2 separate regions of the Mus musculus genome follow, and region 1 is linked to region 2. The links are chromatin loops, found by intact Hi-C in ENCODE. Cell type or tissue: heart. All regions are shown on one strand. Each heading gives the region's core, and the rest is flanking DNA. Links, peaks and the distances in the headings are about the cores only.

Region 1 (9,562 bases), core at 2,688-5,187, 50 kb before region 2:
TCAGTGCTTTGCAGTTTTTAAAAACCTCTTTAATAGCTCATCATCTGGCCTTTCATGGAAAATATTCTGTATTCACTTCCATACAATGTCCACTTGGCACCTTCAGTGGGGGGATCTTCGTTGGCAATGTGCAGATTTTTCTATACTCGTATTCTTGTTTTTCTTTCAATACCTGGGGTGATGTGTCCAAGGTGACTGGGGTTGTCTTCTCCACTTTGGTTTTTCCAACGAACCTGAGTTCTGTGCTTGGCTGCCTTGGCCTCTAGGGTTGAAATGCACTTTCTCAGTCAATTGCACTGCAGTTGACTGTAACAGCATCCTCTCTCTCTCTCTCTCTCTCTCTCTCTCTCTCTCTCTCTCTCTCTCTCCCTCTCCATTTCTGCTTTGGTCTTTACCTTGATTAATATAGTCACATAAGCTCTCTTTAGATGATATTTTCATGATATCATCTCATCTCTCCAGATGGCACTTTCATAACTTGTCTTCCATTCTTCTATATACCTATTTGGTTTTCTAACTAAGCTACATCCCTTAAAACCTCTCATCACTAGGCCTTAACTTGTAAAATATTTTAACTGCAGTTATTTCATCTGTGGGCATTTATGGTTTGGCCAGGCCTAGGTACATCAACCTCTTAGGTTTGTTTGTTTGTTTGTTTGTTTGTTTGTTTGTTTGTTTCCTGGTCCTTTTGTGCACATTTCTTCCTGGTTTGGGCTATGTGATCTTCTCATCACTATTAGCTTGTTCGTTTCTGCTAAAGGTCCATCTTTACATACTTCTCAGTGATCATAGTGCACATTTCTAACATATCACAGAGAGGCATGGATCTGCACTGTCACGGTTCATGTGTGCTGTAAGAGTCACCTAAGAGTCTTCATAGGAGTCAATAAGTCTTCAAATCATAAGAGTTTGTGTACTCTTTGGTCACCAATCTTTGGGTGGTGGCTTTTACTGAAGTGGGTGATGTTGCTCACAATCCAATGTTGGTACTTTAGACTAAAAATTAAACACCCAAGGTCTTTGTATCTCACATATGTGAAGAGCTAGCAATAGTGGTTGCTCACAAAAAAAAACTCATTAGCAAACAGCAGTTCGGTTATAAGATGTTTGAAAAATATGAAGAAATATTTTACCAAGCAGGTAAAGACACTGGACAGATAAGCACATGAAAAGCCACTCAATGCTACTAGCTACTAGGGAAAGACAAAAGGACATGGCACAATAGATGTTATTACAACTTACCAGGAATGCTGAAATAAAAAAAAAAATAGTGTAGCTACATTGCTGGTGAGGACAACGATAACAGCTACTCTGGGAAACAGTTTGAGAGTTTCTGATGCTAAGCATGTAATTACCATTCCACCCAGATGCTGTACTGTAGGTCATTTGTCCCAAAGAAACGAAAACTCCTGTTTGTACAAAGACATGTTTGTAGCGGCTTTATTCCTAGCAGCCAAACTGAAGAAGCGACTCAGCTATCCTTCAAGCAAACAGCGGTACATCTGTATCATCTAAGATGAGGTAGTAATCTCATAAACGGGATGAAGTATTGATCTGAGCAGCTATCTTAGATGAGTCCCTAGGGAATCAATGCCAAGACAACAAAGCCCTGTGCCAGTCAGGTTCCTCAAGTTTCAGGACATCGGGGACAGAGAGGAGGGATTAGTGTGGTTAGAATAGGTGGGTCAGTGCAAGAGATGCCGTGGATGATGGAGCTGCTCAGTGAGTTGACTAGGATTGTGACTACAGGAGCCTACACAAATGACAGATCCATGTGTGATAATAACACACAAAGAACAGTCCAGATGAGACTCGGGGAGCCCGCAGATGATACTGTACAGTCTGGCCAGCCATGTACATTGGAGACAAATGATAAAGGGTGCATGGGGTTTTTTTGTATTACTTTCTATAGTTGGATTCATCTACAATTATCTCTGCTGACATTCACACTGGTTAACGAGTGATGTGCAATTCTTGATGCTTGACACACATCATTTCATTGATCTTCACCACAGCCTTCTGCAATAAGGTGTCGCTATTTCCATTGCTGAGATGGGGACTAATACATCGCTGGATGAAGTATCTTTGTAACTAGTCCAGTCGAAGGCGATATGGACTGGTGACCATTGGTGATATCTTGATGCTGCATAAAGAACACTGGATGATTTGTGGAAAATCTTAGGTTCTAGTCACCCTTCCACTGGCTCACATTTTAATTTGAAAGTGACTTAAACACCCGGTTGGTTGCTCCATGGGGGGAGAGGAGAAGGAGTGTACTTTTTATGATTCTCTGATTCCAAAGGATCAAGCAATGAAAATATGATTTCATCCCCACCTTGGCAATTAGCATCAATGTTGGTGCTGTTACTTGTTTCTTCCGACTTCCCAGGGGTCTCAGGAGCATCCTCTCTAGCAGCAGGTTGGGTGCTGACTTCACTGGGTTTTGAGCAAGTTTACCCGCAACACTTTTCGTCATGCATAAGGTTGCCCAAAGGCAAAGTCAGTGTCAGATAATAGCAACAAAGCAGTCCTTCACTGAATAATTTCCAAATACCAATGACTGAGACAGTCTGTGTCACTTAATCAAGACAAAACGTAGTGAAATGAATTGTCAGTGGTGCGTGTGTGTGTGTGTGTGTGTGTGTGTGTGTGTGTGTGTGCATGACATGCCAACCCAGGGCCTCAGTCAGAGCTCTACTGCTGAGCTGGAGATATCCCAGAGGGTCACTACATTTGTGGCTTAGAAGACTGAAATGTCTGGTCTGTAGGTTAAATCAGGCTAGTAGTCTTCCATTGCTTTGAGAAACACAGAGAAAACCCACTCAGATTCTTTGGGCCTGTAGATTCACAGGGTTCCATCCACTTTGTTTCTGGGCCATCATGAGACAGCATCATGGCTGGGCATGTGCTAGAGCAAAGCCACTCACCTGGTGACAGGCAGAAGGTGGCCCTCTCTCCAAGCAGGGGTGAAGAGAGACATAGCCTTCAGTGGCCCTCTCCCTAGCAGGGGTGAGGGGAGACATAGCCTTCAGTGGCACTCTCCCCGAGCAGGGGTGAGGGGAGACATAGCCTTCAGTGGCACTCTCCCGAGCAGGGGTGAAGGGAGACATAGTCTTCAGTGGCACTCTCCCCGAGCAGGGGTGAGGGGAGACATAGCCTTCAGTGGCACTCTCCCGAGCAGGGGTGAGGGGAGATGGAGCACTCTCTCTTTATGTAGCCTACTTCCTCCAGGGAGGGCCTATATGCTAATAGCCCTTATCTATGAACTTACCGACAGACTCACCTACTTTCTGTAGATGAGTTTAGAACATTCCTGATCTATTCACCTCACTGGGCCCCACTCTAAGCATTACTGCATTTGGGAGTCAAGCCTTCACTATATGGATCTTTGGAGACTCTTCCTATTTAAAGTCCTTCAGACACACCTGCTGAAGCTATCTACCCCTCCAGAGCCTTTCCACAGGCAGGTTGTGTCCTTATGGTTTTTGATAAATTATAACTTTCATAGTACTTGAGTTGAACGACATAACGTAAAATTAACGTGCTCACTTTCACTTCTGAACGTGGACATTAGAGACGAGAACAAAGCTTTCTAAGTACCTTGAAATTCCAGCAGTGCCCCCATGGTGGCGGTATAACACCACCATGTCAATATGCCTGCAGTCTTCCAGGCTCAGGACCTCACCTACAGGCAAAGGCACAAACTCCAGAACCCAGGGAACCGCAAAATCAGGTTACTCTGAAGGAGACAAAGGGTCTCATGCATCTGGGTTAATAACCTTAGAAACAAAGAAACACAACTCACTTTCCAGACAGAGGAAACAGTTTCTTACAGGGACACAAAGCGTCTACTTGGTGAGAGCGCCCTTTTCATAAGTACTGGACAGCAGCCAGCAGCAAACACAATAGCCCTGTCTACAAATGTTTTTCCCATTTCCTCGGCCCCCTGAAAGCAAGCATTTGAGAATAAATAGTTCAGTTCTCCTTTCCTGGATGGCCCCTATGGCTGTAAACAAAAGGACAACTGGACCATAGAAATGTCACATATTTGTCTTGGCTGTGTATGACCTTATGAGCCCCTGCCTGGGAATTACACTAACAGCCAAAAAACATGATTCAGTCAAGGTTCTCAAAGTGCTTTATGGAGAGTAATGAACATACCTCTGGAACCCTAAACATACCAGGCCATAAGCATTTACTGAGTTATAGCCAAGTCCAATAGTCACTCAGCGCAAGTTGGGTCTTTGTTGTTGTAGTGGTTTGATTCTACACACACACACACACACACACACACACATACACACACACACGTTTTTTATTAGATATTTTCTCATTTACATTTCAAATGCTATCCCAAAAGTCCCCTATACCCTCCCCCCCGCTCTGCTCCCCTACCCATTTAATCTCACTTCTCGGCCCTGGCGTTCCCCTGTACTGGAGCATATAAAGTTTGCAATACCAAGGAACTTCTCTTCCCAATGATGGCTGACTAGGCCATCTTCTGATACATATGTAGCTAGAGACACGAGCTCCGGGGTACTGATTAGTTCATATTGTTGTTCCACCTATAGGGTTGCAGACCCCTTCAGCTCCTTGGGTACTTTCTCTAGCTCCTATATTGGGGGCCCTGTGTTCCATCCAATAGATGACTGTGAGCATCCACTTCTGTATTTTCCAGGCACTGGCATAGCCTCATAGGAGACAGCTATACCAGGGTTCCTTAAGCAAAATCTTGCTGGCATATGCAATAGTGCCTGCATTTGGTGGCTGATTCTTTAGCAATTGGAACCATTTACTGATCAACAGAATTAGCTTCCATAGGTCTTCCTTTTACCCCATGACTCTTGGACATGGCTGGCTAGACTAGAGGCAAATGCTTAACGCAGGAGAGGCACCTCAGAGCCACTGAGGGTCTGGCCTTTGAGAGTCAGCTAGCACACAGGCACGGGATACTACTTCCAGCAATGGGGAGATGTTAGGGAGATAAACTCAGGACTCCTGAGGCTGAGGTCAGGGTTGTCCAACTGTCCTTATATTCTAAAGGGCTGACAAATGTCCTACCCAATAAATCCGAAACTTAGTGTAAACTTACTTCAAGTGAGTGTCTGCTACATGCATGTCCTGACAAAGACATCATCTTTTGGTACAAAGTTCAATGGGTATATATATATATCTATATATAGATATATATATACCTCACAGAATCTTCCTTGCTATCAAAATGAATAGATTCTCTGGAATTCAAACCTACTCTGTGACCCCGTTTTCCCTCTTGTTCCCCCATAAACATGGAAATGATAACACATACGTGATGAAGTCATTCAAGCAGGAAGTGTTGCTCTGGCTGGGTGCCCAGCAGAAGGTGCTCAGTTAACATGAGCCTCAGCCCTGCCTGCATCATTCCTATAAGGAAAAAGAAACAGCCAGGTTAACACACTCCCTGGGGTCTGGAGCAAGCAATGGTGACTATTCTTGAACAAAAGGCATGAGGACCGCGAGGCCGAAGTCCTTTTCTGCGGAGAAAGGGTGTCCTTCATTGTTTGAAGCCAATGCTACATAGGAGAAAGTCCTAGGGGGACCAGAGGCCAGTCGCTAGAGAGTAGGAATGCAAAGCAAATATATCCCTCCTAGACAAGCCTTACTGCTACTGGTCTCTCCGGGGTGGGGAAAATGTCCACCTCATCAACTCAGTATTGTGAAGACATAGAAGCCTGGTGTGTGTGCACACGTTTGCAATGAAGTCAGTGAGGATGGCAAACAGAAAAGCTCTGCTAATGGGAAAGTCAAAGTGGATCCCAGGAGTCAAGTCCCCGCTCCTTTTTACCTGTGGGCATCTTGTGCTTCTCGCTCATGGCCTCTGTGGGCTTCTGTGGAGTCTCCAAAGAGAATCACCATCTCATGGTCACATGACATTGCTCTCTCCCCGTCTCATCATTCAGAGGAGGTGGATGCTGCCATGTTTGTTGCCAGTGTGCTTAGAAGCGACGCAGCATCAGAGTGTTCAGCAATAGATACAAATTGAAAAAAAAAAAAGATTGTGCTATATTTAATTGATATAATAATGAGTGTAATATATTGTATTATGCTACACTGCTAACAGCACACATTGCTACCCTAGCCAGTTTTCACTGCACTAACATGGCAGTGCAGAAAAGCAGACTGACTCCATCTGATGAGCATCATTTTGGCAGTAGCTGTAGCAGCCCTGGGCTGGTAGGGGTCCCGAGAAACCAACTTTGCAGGCTACCTGGAGGAGTAGCTGAAATGGCCACAAGGCTGTATCTGTTCTTTTTAGCTCTCCAGGTTTTATTAGATGGATTCTTCAGGGAGGAAAAAAGAATGCTACGTCCTTGAAACTGTCAGATCCAGCCGTAACAGGCTTTCCCATGGTCTAGCAGCCATGGAGTTGTGTCCAAGATCCATGGAGAGCATAGAAGAGCTATTTCTTCAAAGCCCTTCAGAACAGGGGAGCACTGAAGTCCTTCAAAAATGAAAAGTAAGATTATTGCATGATTCAACATATCGAATTCTGCACATACCCTCTAAGAACTGAAAGCATGGCCTCAAGATGTATTTATACAGCGCAACATCATTCACACTTGTGAGAGTTAGGGTAACACAAATGTCCAACAACAGACCAACTGGGGTGGGGGGAGATGGAATATTACACACAGTGGAATATTGGGTAACTTTTAAAAAGAAGAAAATTCTGATCAGTTTTAAAGCATGAATGAATCTTGAAGACAGTGTGCTGTTAAATATGCAGTCACAAAAGAACAAATACTGTATTGTCCGACTTATATAACGTAGAGAGCAGTCAAATTCATAGACAGAAAGTGAATGGTAGTTGCCAGGAACTGTGGGAAGAAAGAATGGGAAGTTGTTGAATGAGTCCAGGATTTCAGTTCTGTGAGATGGAAATTGGTTGAACAACGTTATAAATGTACTTCACTTCAGAGCTGTGCACTTAGGCATTGTTAGTGAGGATGTAAAAATGGCTAAAGTGATAAACTTAGGTTTTATATGTGTTTTACCACTTAAAGATAAAAATACATAGTTAAAATATTTTAAAGAAAGGACCGCAATGAACACATGGAACAACATAAACTCACACAACATAAAGCAAAGGCTCAAGTGGGATTGATTTTCACAGAAAATGCTGGCTGTGATGAAGCAGAAGGGAAGTTCCCCCACTTTAAAGCACAATGCCAATTGCTTGTATTTAGATCTAGTCCCACCGTTATTTATAATAAAGAAAATTAGAGCCAGGCCTGGTGGCACACCGACCTGTAATCCCACCACTAGAGAGGCAGAGGCAGGTAGATCTCTGTGAGTCTGACATAAGCTTAGTTTACAAAGAGAGTTCCAGGACAGCTAGTGCTACCTAGAGAAACCTTTTCTTGAAAAACCAACCAACCAATCAATAAATCAATAATTAGGAAAGAGAGAAAGGAAGAAAGAAAGAACGAGAGAGAGAGAGAGAGAGAGAGAAAGAGAGAGAGGAAGGAAGGAAGGAAGGAAGGAAGGAAGGAAGGAAGGAAGGAAGAAAGAAAGAAAGGAGTTACAGAGACAAAGTTTGGAGCTGAGACAAAAGGATGGACCATCTAGAGATTGCCATATCCAGGGATCCATCCCATAATCAGCCTCCAAACGCTGACACCATTGCATACACTAGCAAGATTTTGCTGATAGGACCCTGATATAGCTGTCTCTTTTGAGACTACGCCGGGGCCTAGGAAACACATAAGTGGATGCTCACAGTCAGCTATTGGATGGATCACAGGGCCCCCAACGGAGGAGCTAGAGAAAATACCCAAGGAGCTAAAGGGATCTGCAACCCTATAGGTGGAACAACATTATGAACTAACCAGTACCCCGGAGCTCTTGACTCTAGCTGCATATGTATCAAAAGATGGCCTAGTCGGCCATCACTGGAAAGAGAGTCCCATTGGTCAGGCAAACTTTATATGCCCCAGTACAGGGGAACGCCAGGGCCAAAAAGTGGGAGTGGGTGGGTAGGGGAGTGGGGGGGAGGATATGGGGGACTTTTGGGATAGCATTGGAAATGTAAATGAGAAAAATACCTAAAAAAAAAAAGAGAGAGACATGGAGCACTTAGACAGAATTCATGAGGCCTTTCGTTCAATGCCTGGTAGTGGTAAATCATTAGTAATAAAAAAATAATATAATAATAATAATAAACATGTTACCTATTCTAAAAAAAGAAAGAAAGAGAGAGAGAGAGAGAGAGAGAAAGAAAGAAAGAAAGAAAGAAAGAAAGAAAGAAAGAAAATTAAACAGCCCAAAGCTTAGTAAGAAATAAATTCTGTGGGTGCTCTATGATAGAACACCCTTCATGTAGACTGTTAGAAACTATTTTTCCAAACAACTTCTAATGTCATGAGAAAATTGTTGATGCACTGTTAGTACATGAGCTAGGGTTAAAATGTCATACATACTATATAATATCTGTTCATGTATATGCCAAATGCACACTGAAGCAGAGCAGGATACTGGATGATTGCGCCAGGGCTTCTGCAGAAGATCCTGTTCACACTAGGGCTGCTAGCCAACGGTTGCCAGTGAGTGGACACTGTGGCTAGGAGCAATGCCATCCCTTTCAGTTCCCAAGTTGATTCCCATATGGCTTAAACTCTAGTTACAGGGCATAATCTCATTACTGTCTCACACACACACACACACACACAGAGAGAGAGAGAGAGAGAGAGAGAGAGAGAGAGAGAGAGAGAAAGAGAGAGAGAGAGAGAGGGAGAGAGAGAGAGAGAGAGTACTTGTGAACCTGACCTTATTTGGAAACAGGTTTTTTTAGGTATAACTAAGTTAAGGGCTCTAAATCCAATGTCTACTGGCTACCAATGACTTTTCCATCAGGGTTTGCTGTGTTTTGTGTTGTTGTTGTTGTTGTTAATATTGGAGGCATACAGACACACAATGAGAGAGGCCATGGAAGCCAAGACTGATAGAAGCTGAGTATGTATCTCTAGATACCACCAGGAATGAGAAGAAGCTAGAGAATTTGTCTGTGTGGCTTCAAAGGAACATGTCCTGCCGGTGCCTTGGTTTTCCACTGTTCCTCTCCAACCAGGAGAGAGTAGCGTTCTGCAATTTGAAGACCCCTAGCTTGGTGTATTTTGCTACAGCGGACCTAGAAAACTGACACAGTCCAGACAATCTGAAGCATAGTGGTCAGTGGCTCAAACAAACTCTATTTGGAAGTTTACCCACGTTGGGAGAAACCAGCTACGTATCTATTCTTCCTTGATTAACAGTCAGAGATACTTAACAAGATCTGGAATTGCTGAATAATGTCACCAGATCCTCTCCACCACCCACTATTCTACAGGATGCTCAGTAGTAACCCACTACCAAGGTCTGCGCAGAAGAGAAGGGTTTCTCCTGAAGTCCTTTACTTACCCATACAATATTTAAATTAGGAAATATTAGTGTTGTAGTCATGGCATCTGGAATGATATGTAGCATATAGAGAATCTCAATAAATTTGGCTCAAGGGCATGGGAGTACATGATGGCCACCGTGTGGG
Region 2 (9,562 bases), core at 4,032-6,531:
TAAAGTCTCACGTGCCAAACTTATAAAATAGAATGTTAAAGAGGAACTCTGATGGAGAGACCAATTCCAGAGATTCAGAGGTTAAATGTCTAGAGGTTGGGGGCTGATAAGGAAGCCTGACATTTTCCTTGACTGAGAGGAACATAATGCATTTCATATGAGGAAATTGTAAGAAGGGTAGATGTCATACGACTGAAAACCAAAAGAATGGGATGGGAATAAAGCAATGTAAATAATGATATACAGAGTTCATTTTGTCATTTCAGGCAATAAAATCCCTTAGTGCTATTTTTATTTTCTGTCTTCTTTTTGTATAGTTGGCATAATTTTAGATTTTTGGGATTTTGTAAAAATAATATTTATGTATATTTTATTCAGCATGTGAATGGGCAAAATACTTGCATAAATATTTAGGTGTTTGTTTGCTCTTTTGAGACAAGGTCTCACTATGTAGCTCTGGCTGGTCCTGGAGCTCACTATGTAGACCAGACTGGCTCTGAATCGTAGAGATGCCTGCCTTTGCTATCACACTGGGCATTGTCTGTCTGTCTGTCTGTCTGCCTGTCTGTGACAAGGTATCATGTATCCCAGGCTGGCCTCGGAATTGGTGTCAGTAAGGATAATATTTGACTTTGGTACCTCATGAGTGCTGGGATTCCCAGTGTGCGGAAGCACGTCTGGTTTATGTAGTACCAGGGCTCTAACTAGAGCCCTGCTCATGCTAGGCTAGCACAGCACAGCTGAGCCACATCCCAACCCTGTATTTTTTTTAATGTACATTACAGTTAATAACACGCTTACTTGTGTGTACATGGTGTCCAGTATTTCCCAAAAGCTAACAAATCGACAGTCTGTTTTGTGAAAACTTTTAATTTTTTTCCTCCTTCTCATTGCTTGCTAATAATAAACATCATGAGCTTGTTTTAGAAAAAAAAAAGAGTATGCCTTTCTGAACTATAAATTTCCTCCAATTTTTTTACATCAAAGCCACTGACAAAAACATCTTAACCTAGCTTTACTAATAATCTACATCTCTGAATTCTTTCTTTTGGAAAAGATCAACTGCTATTATTGTAAGTGCCAATGACACTACCCAGTGAGGGGCTGAGACCCCTTCAGAGCCTTCGTCCGACTCACAGATTATGAGGGATGCAGTGACCATGAGGGCAACAAGCAGAGACGCTCCATAACAGCATGAAATTCTCAGGACACCTCGTCCTTGGGCTCTGCCTCTCCAAGGCACACCCACCATAGTTGTGCCAACCAGTGGGCAACCCTCCATGAGTTCTAAAGCTGCTTGCTGTTCCTTTTGCATGGACCTCAACATAACACATCGGGAGGGACACAACCCAGAGGACATCAGTAAGAAAAGTGACTTCCTGTGTTAATGTTGGTTCTCCTGCTCAGCCATGATGGTATCTCTATTTTCTGGGATAGTCTCAGTTTGTTCCAATTCCTCCTAACTTAGTATCTGCCAAATTATGTGTGAATTTGGAGATGAGGATGATGGATTTCTTTGATCATCAATTGGTCTAGAGCAGTGGGTCTTAACCTTTCAAATGCTGTGACCCTTTAATACAGTTCCTCATGTCATGGTGACCCCAAAACATAAAGTTACTTCATTGCTACTTCATAACTGTAATTTTGCCGCTGTTATGAGTCGTAAGGTAAATACCTGATATTTAGGATATCTGATATTCAACTCCAAAGGGGTAACGACCCACAGGTTGAAAACCACTAGTGTGGAGCTTGGATTATATCATAGGCATAAAATATACTTACTCATCTTAAAACTGCTCACTGAGGCTCTCTCACAACATCAGCATCCTGCCCTGGCTTGGGCTTTTATAGAGCTTTTCCAAGGCAGATGTGATGGGAAAGACCATTGAATGACAGATAGCTGCAAGAGGCAATTTAGTCACAGAGAACAGGAAGAGACCCTTGGAAGCTAGAAGTGTGAGGTGCTGTGGAGGAGGAGGATTGACATGGAAGGGAAGAAGGCTTGTCCTTACTTTTTACTGCTGAGAAACGGAAGAAAATAAGTGCGAAGCCAAGGAGATTTAACTTAAGTGTCTGCAGCAGAGAAAGCCACAAAATGGTGTCAGCAACCAGACTCAGCGATCATGTAGCTAAGTGAACACCAACTCAGAGTGAGCAGGGAGCTCTGAATGCAGTGTTGGACACAGGACAACTAAGAGTATCTACAATCGTGTCATACCTATTGCACAAGTGCTGTGCTAAGGATCTGTGTCTATACCATCTTTATAGACTCTTCTGGCTGGGCCAGGTTACTGAAGCTCCACAAAGCCACCAATACCCTGGATCATTATTAAGGTCACTTTTACCCATTACGTCTACCTGCAGAATTTGTTTAGTGTACAAGAGTTCCTCATGATTGCACACACACACCAACCCATCTGAGCACATGGGGAGTTGCATAGAGGTAAGACATCCTTTCCTCCACTCTTGCTCCTACCATCTACCATGCCTTTGCTTTATTTGGATGTGGTAGCAAATGCAATTTGGTAGGTTATTTTAGAGCAGTTATCAGCTATTGCTTAATGCCTGCAACCAAACCTCCAGGAAGTGCTAAACTATTTTAAAGTCACAAAAGACAGGTGACAAAAGACAGGTGACAAAAGACAGATGACTGATAAGAGACTGGAACAAGTTATTGTCCCCTGTTTAATTCTCAGTGCATTCTTGGTAGGATTCTAAACATTTCTATAAAAAGAAAATATTTTTCATTCTCTTTACACACTTCAATAATCTTCTGTTTCATGGAAAACAAATTTCCATTGCTTATATATTATATTTCGATTTGTTAGACATATTTTCATATTAGGACAATGCTTATTTTGTTGTTTTTCCCTGGTTGGCTTACTGAATTCAGCTTCACATAATCTTCTCTGCATGATGTCCTCCAAATTCTAATGCCCAAAATTAACCTGTAACCCTCACCTTCCCAAGGACTAGGTAACCTCCTGGAACACTGGGAGTTGTAGTTTTTAGGAATTAACAATGCCTGTGGGTTTGTCTTTATAAACCCCTGCAATGTGTGTCTCCAGGCCACTTGCCAGGGGCCAGCCCCAGTGTGGTCTTCTTTTTTCTTCTCAGTTCTCCTTAAAGTAGCAGAAGGGGGAAAAGTGTAGGCATAGGGTAAGACTTTTGTCTACTAGATACATAGAGTTGCTGTATAATAATAAAAAGTTTACTTATCTAAGTCTAAGTTACTTTACTAATGTAGCTGACCTGCCTTCTGTGTTCCTCTGAGGCCAGAGACTGCAGTCTCTGGCATTTAGCACCTTATCCTAAAACAGCAGGAGATTAAGTAAAGGATTAATTGCTAAGAGCCTTTTCCCTTTTATCCGGAAGTCTCTTGCTTGTCAGGCTAGGGGAAAGTTTAGTGCAATAAACTTCTATTGAACCAAGAGAAGAGAATCAGTTTTCCCTGAAGGGAAAACTTTTACATAAGCAAATGTGTATAAATTCACATAAATTCATATACATATTCATGCATACACATTTATACACTTCCATTCAAACCAGTTGGTTCCATCTTGTATACATTCTCACAATTACATACTTACACATCTATACTTACATATGCATTTGGATCAAAAGACCAAGCACCAGTGCAGAAAGAACCCACTCGTTCTGGATGAAAAATGAGCTCCAATCTTTATTGCATAAAGAAAGAAAAGGCTTCTACTCTTTTAATGCTAAATGAATTTTTAATTTTGTAAGAAGAAACTTTGTTTCTTTTAATAAGACTAAGTCTGCCTTGTTATTAAGAAAAGACCTGTTCTGTTGCATGGTAAGGAGAAGCCTGCCTGCTCCTTCTGATCTCTGCAGCTTCTTCTTTTTTCCTCTTTCCCTCTGCCTTTCTGCACAGTGCTCTCTTAGTTTTTTATGTTACCTATAGTTTCTAAGTTATTCCACTCTGCATTCTCCTTTTAATCTTGTACTCCTCCTGCTCTGATGTCACAATACTGCTCTTAATCTCAATGCCTTTTCTCCCAAGGCTGTGCCTTTACTTCTAAGTTCTTCTTGAGTTCAGTTCTCTCTAAAAGGTTCTCTTGTGTCCTGACTAAAAACTTACCCTCGTTTCTGTTCTAAAAAGTTCTGTTCAGCTCCGTCTAAAAAGTGTTCTGTCTAAAAAGTTCTCCTCAGCTCAGTTCTGTCTCTTCTCTTTGTCCTCAGCACTTATACATCTTTCAGAATACATGTTCACATGGTAAAAAAAAAAAGTTCATCGCAAGTTTACACATAAATTCAAATCATAAATTGAATAAGAAGTTTACAACAGTGAATGTTTACGTGCACATCCATTAGGAGTAATTATCTGGCTAAACATTCATCATCTGTCACAGATCCACAGGTTCACAGAGAGTTAAAAAACATAACTAAGTTATTAGTGAAGTTTTGTATAAATAAACCCAGTCAATATTTTATCTTCTGCCCTAGCAACTATAATAAATCATAGTTCCCTTTTTATGACCGTTGGTTAATAGTTTTACAACCATTTGGAATGTGCTCTGAGTTGTAGAAACGATTAACTGGTGACACTTAGATTCTTGGCAGAGTTCTTGCCAATTCTTGGCATTGTAGTTTTGACTATCATAAAAGAGCTTAATAAATACTGACAAAATTTTAGGAGTTCTTACAGGATCATCATTAAGAATTAAGAAGTCATCCATTTGTCTATATAGCATCACCACAAGACAATATATCTTCATTGTTCTGCAGAGATCTGCTTAAAAGTGTGGGTCAATACCTAGCGATTGTTATATATGTTTAATAATAACAGAAAAAGCATATTAATAGCAAGAATCTTTGCTAAAATGATTTTCTCCTGGGCCTTGCCTATGGGAGCAAATCTGTCGTGGCTTATTTATTCATCCAATGCAGACTCATCTCAGGAAGCTCACCTGCTAGTTATTAGCTTGTCCTATGATGGCTCCTGACACCCCTAGAGTCTGGCAGTTGCTCAGAGTCCTCAAATCTGATCCTGAATTATCCAGGATATTCAGCTGATCCTGAATCATCCAGTTTTCCACAGACTCGGTCCTGGTCTGCAGGCAAACTGCTCCATCAGAAGAAGCTAGACTTCCCACAGTTGTTACCAATTAGGCCACTCCATTAGTGTACTTCTTTTGTTCGGTATGAAAGGATGGATTTGAAATGAAATAGGCCACACTTAACCACCAGGGTGCAGATTGATGGCCTGAAAGCATTGAAGGGGTTAGAGCTTTGAAACAGGAAAATCTAAATAAAGCATGGTGTCTAGGGAGGGAGAGCATCACCTCTCTTCTGTAGCTCAGGGCTCCTCTCATGTCCACAGCTAGGCAGGCACACAGCCAAGACAGCCTCCTCAGACTTCCATCTTCAGAGGAAAATGGCTCCTCAGACTCCGTGTGCTACTTTGGAAACATTAAGCTGAGTGAACTATGGGGTCATCTAACAGGTTAATGATCCAAATTATTAAACGAGCCATACTAATCTATCCCGTGAGAGCTGTGTCAGCCATCCAACATCTGAAAATGAGGGCACGAGGAGAGAGATGCTGAATGTGTGAGCAGCTTGCACCCCTCACTCGGAAGCTCATGCTCTGACTACAGCAGAGAAGAAAGTATAGCAGGGTCTTCTATACATCTGCTACCCAGGTCTGCGACACATGTACGTATGTGATAAGGTTGTCTCTCTGCTTTCAGAATGCAATATGCTGCATATTAAGCTTTAACTTCTGGGTTTTTTTGCCTACTTTTCTCTTAGCATCATGACTAGCTTGCCTCTGCCAACTGTGTTAATGGCTTCAATTGTGCCCATCCACTCCCTTAAATTCCATTCACAGTCCTGGCACGCTCACACATAACCCTTCTACACTAGTCCCTTAGGCATGACATCATGTTCAGGTTTTCTCAAGGGTATTGTTTAATCTTTAAACTGGAGGGAAAAAAATGGAACCAACAATAGAGTTCTCTGAAACAGGCTTTGATGGTTATCTCAGATAGAGTTGCCATAGACAGCTTAATCTAAAATGAATTCTAAAACCCCCAAAATGAAATGTCATTCCATTCTGGAAAAATGTGTGTCCACCACTAGGAACTGTGCTCAGGCATCACTGAGTCTCATAAATGAAGGAAATTCTGTCTCATAAACACAGTAGAATCCAGACCTCCTGAGGTTAAGCAGGGACCTGAAAGTTGAAGAAAAGAAAATGTCCCTGAAAAAGTAGCTTGTTCTCGTCTTACTGTGTGGGAGGCAGAATACTGAAATGACACACTAGTGACCGTCCTTCCCTCTTGAGCAAGCCTCTGACCTTGGAGTGCAGATAGGACCCAAGAATATGCTTGGTATTATACAATATATAAACAATGCAATTATTACACATGCAAGGTATTAATGGTGCAATTAGGTTCCTTTAAATGGTATAGCTGAGTTTGTTTTATAACTATGTTTAAAAATAATATGAAATTATCTCAACTGTTTCATAGCTTAGTATCTTGGGGTATGTATAGGTTATTGTGCAATGCACAATGTTACAACGCACTCATCTCGTGCTGCATTCAGCCCAGCCAAAGGAGTTCCTTTTTCCCTCCACAGCCTATAGCAGCCATATCCTGCTCTCTGTCTTTGTGAATCTCAGAGTGCTGGGTAACTCGTGTAAGTGAAAGTATTAACAACAGCTTCCTGGTGTTAATTTAGCCTGAAGTTTCACATACTTGTTATAGAACAAGGATCTAACCCGTTCTTAGAATGACCTTTGACTAGGTCATTCTAATTGTTAGAGCTAGTCCACTGGGCTCCATGGAGCCTCTGTTCTGACTAAACTCAAGACTAATCAGCATTTGCTTTCTTTTACCTTCTTATTTTGGGGGGAATGTCTTTTTCTTTCTTTTTTTATTAGATATTTTCTTAATTTACATTTCAAATGTTATCCCCAAAGCCCCCTATACCCTCCCCCTGCCCTGCTCCTCAACCCACCCACTCCTGCTTCTTGGCCCTGGCATTCCCCTGTACTGGGGCATATGATCTTTGCAAGACCAAGGGCCTCTCCTCCCATTGATGGCCGACTAGGCCATCCTCTGCTACATATGCAGCTAGAGACTCAACTCTGGGGTGGGGGTGGGTACTGGTTAGTTCATATTGTTGTTCCTCCTATAGGGTTGCAGATCCCTTGGTACTTTCTCTAGCTCCTTCATTAGGGGCCCTGTGTGTGTGTGTGTGGGGGGGGACTCTTTATATTTGTAAGTAGGTAATATGAATACATAGTTCATAATGAAATATATAGCAAGATATTTAGTCAAAATCTTTTTATTATTGTTGTTTTCCTCTGTTTTTGTTCTTGCCTGCTTTGCCTCTCTCTTCCCCAGGGAATCTCTGCTGTCAACATCTCCATATTCTTCCCAGTGGTTTTAAAATGAAAGTACATGAAAAAAATTGCTAATGACTCTCATTACCCTATATTCTCATCTTCAATCATTTTTAGAACGTTTAATTGCAGAACTGGATGCTAAGAATTAAAATCATATTACCTTGGCTCTTTTGGACTGGATGCAAGTAGGTAGTATATACATAGGTGTGTGTGTGTGTGTGTGTGTGTGTGTGTGTGTGTGTGTGTTGCTAGAGTCAAGCCCAAGAGCCTCCAAACCACACCCAACTCTCCATATGGGCTATAAACTAAGGGGTTATGTGGTGGTTCGCAGGAGTTTCCTTTGATACATGCATGGCTTTTGACCCTTCTTCCCACTCTGCATGCTACTGACCTCAAAACTCCAAATAGATGCTGCATTATGCTCTCAAAAAGAATAGTGCTGTGCTCAAGCTGGAGGGACAATGACCTACAGGGAAATGAACTCCTTGAGTGGGTCATGGATCATAAATCCCATCTCAAGTCTGGACTGTCTGCCTCAAACATTTACAGGAAAAAAAATACACACCCATCTTTCAAAATCTCTGATTCTTCTCTCAGTCTCTTTTTTTCTCTGTCTGTCTCTGTCTTTTCCCCTGCTGTGTGTGTGTGAGAGAGAGAGGGGGGTGCAAGGGGGAGGGATAGAGAGAGGTTTAGATATCTATCTGCCATGATGACGGTATTCCACTGCCTTTGGGAAGAATTCTTTGTCCACTGCTGTGTACACAGCATAGCTGGCCTGAGAACTTCTGGGTTTCTCCTGTCTTCATTTCCGATCTGGTCATGAGAGCACAGGCACTCACTGCTTTACCAGGCTTTATAAGGGACCAGGAGATCAGAACTCAGGTCCACAGCCTTGTATAGCAGGTATTTTAGCTGCCGATCCATCTCCTCAGCCCAAATCACTGTTCCTTTACATTCTTTTCGTATATCACCACTTACCTCAAAACCAAATACCTAATACAAAATTTAAGAAAATAAAATATATTTTTCATAATTTTTTTTGCAAATAATAAAGCACTGTACATTCTGCTATTACACAGCTTTGTATTGGTTTCCGGCTTTGCGTGTGTCTGTCCATTTTTGTGCTGTCCACGAGGACAGAGCAGAAAGCACACTAGAAACAGGATTGTTTATAAAGGTTTACACAGGATTTGAAGAAACTGGTAAAAGATGGTAGAAAACTCCAGGGCTAGCAACTAGGGGAGCCAGCCACACCTTCAGAGCTAAATATGTAAGTAGATGGACTCCTACAGGGCCCAGATGTCTGCCTGTGCAGAACATGGTAACAAACAGCATCAGGGCCACCGCACAGGAAAACACAGGGCTGCCTCTTCTTTGCCTCTCTCTGGTCTCTCAGTGATGCCTCATACTGGCTCAATGTAGTCAGAAGCCAGACAGTGAGGGAGCGTCAGTGCTGGGGTCCAAGTTGGCCTCTTTCAGCCCAGGACAAGATGGAAAAAAGGGCAGGTTGAGTCTGAAGTGAAAAGCAGATACCTTCTTTCTATACTAACATCACTTTTCCCCTTAGAATAAGAACCTGTGGTGGTTTGAACATGAATGGCCCTCATAGATTCATGTGTTTGAATGCTTGGCCCATGGGGAGTGGCACTATTAGGAGGTATGGCCTTATTGGAGTGGGTGTGGCCTTGTTGGAGGAAGTGTGTCACTGTGGAGGCAGGCTTTGAAGTCTCCCGTTTTCAAGCTCTGTCCAGTAAGGCACGTAGTCTCCTTCAGCTGCCTGTGGATCAAGATGTAGAACTGTCGGCTCCTCCAGCACCACGTCTGCCTGGACCATGCCATGCTTCCTGCCATGATGATAATGAACTAAACCTCTGAAACCATAAGCCAGCTGAAATTAAATGTTTTCTTTTCTAAGAGTTGCTGTGGTCATCATGTCTCTTCAGAGCAACAGAACCCTAACTAAGACAGGACCTATGTCTCCAGTGCAGAGAGCATTACAGACTCAATGGTTACGTTCACACTATAATACATTCAATCTTATTCCAAAGCATTCGTTATATCACTGTTCATTTCACATAAAATGGAGACCTAAGAATGTGATGAACACTTATCAAACTCTCAAACTCTTCTTTTTCAAATGGGCATTTGGAGTCTTAAATTCATATGGAAATACAGAAGACTCCA

The links. Peaks named below come from ENCODE experiments on the same cell type or tissue, not always from the same donor. Only the 100,000 strongest peaks of a DNase experiment are listed, where the experiment ranks them.
Region 1: a loop joins it to region 2, with 2.1 times the contacts of the local background. A loop is called at or near these places in 2 of 42 quality-filtered maps.

The regions. Positions count from the first base shown.
Region 1 is chr9:77,803,327-77,812,888 of GRCm38, forward strand. It overlaps Gm34654 (a long non-coding RNA gene), which reads right to left. Exons shown (of 5, transcript XR_379642.4): 2 at 5,825-5,974; 3 at 5,309-5,403; 4 at 3,601-3,779. Among named protein-coding and RNA genes, the nearest start is that of Gm34654, 44 kb to the right of the region's middle. In heart, for the core only: a CTCF peak has its summit at 3,639; a DNase peak (open chromatin) is centred at 3,885; H3K4me3 peaks cover 556 bases; H3K27ac peaks cover 541 bases.
Region 2 is chr9:77,852,020-77,861,581 of GRCm38, forward strand. It overlaps the pseudogene Gm19572. Among named protein-coding and RNA genes, the nearest start is that of Gm34654, 4.9 kb to the left of the region's middle. In heart, for the core only: no CTCF peak of the experiment used is centred there; no DNase peak of the experiment used is centred there.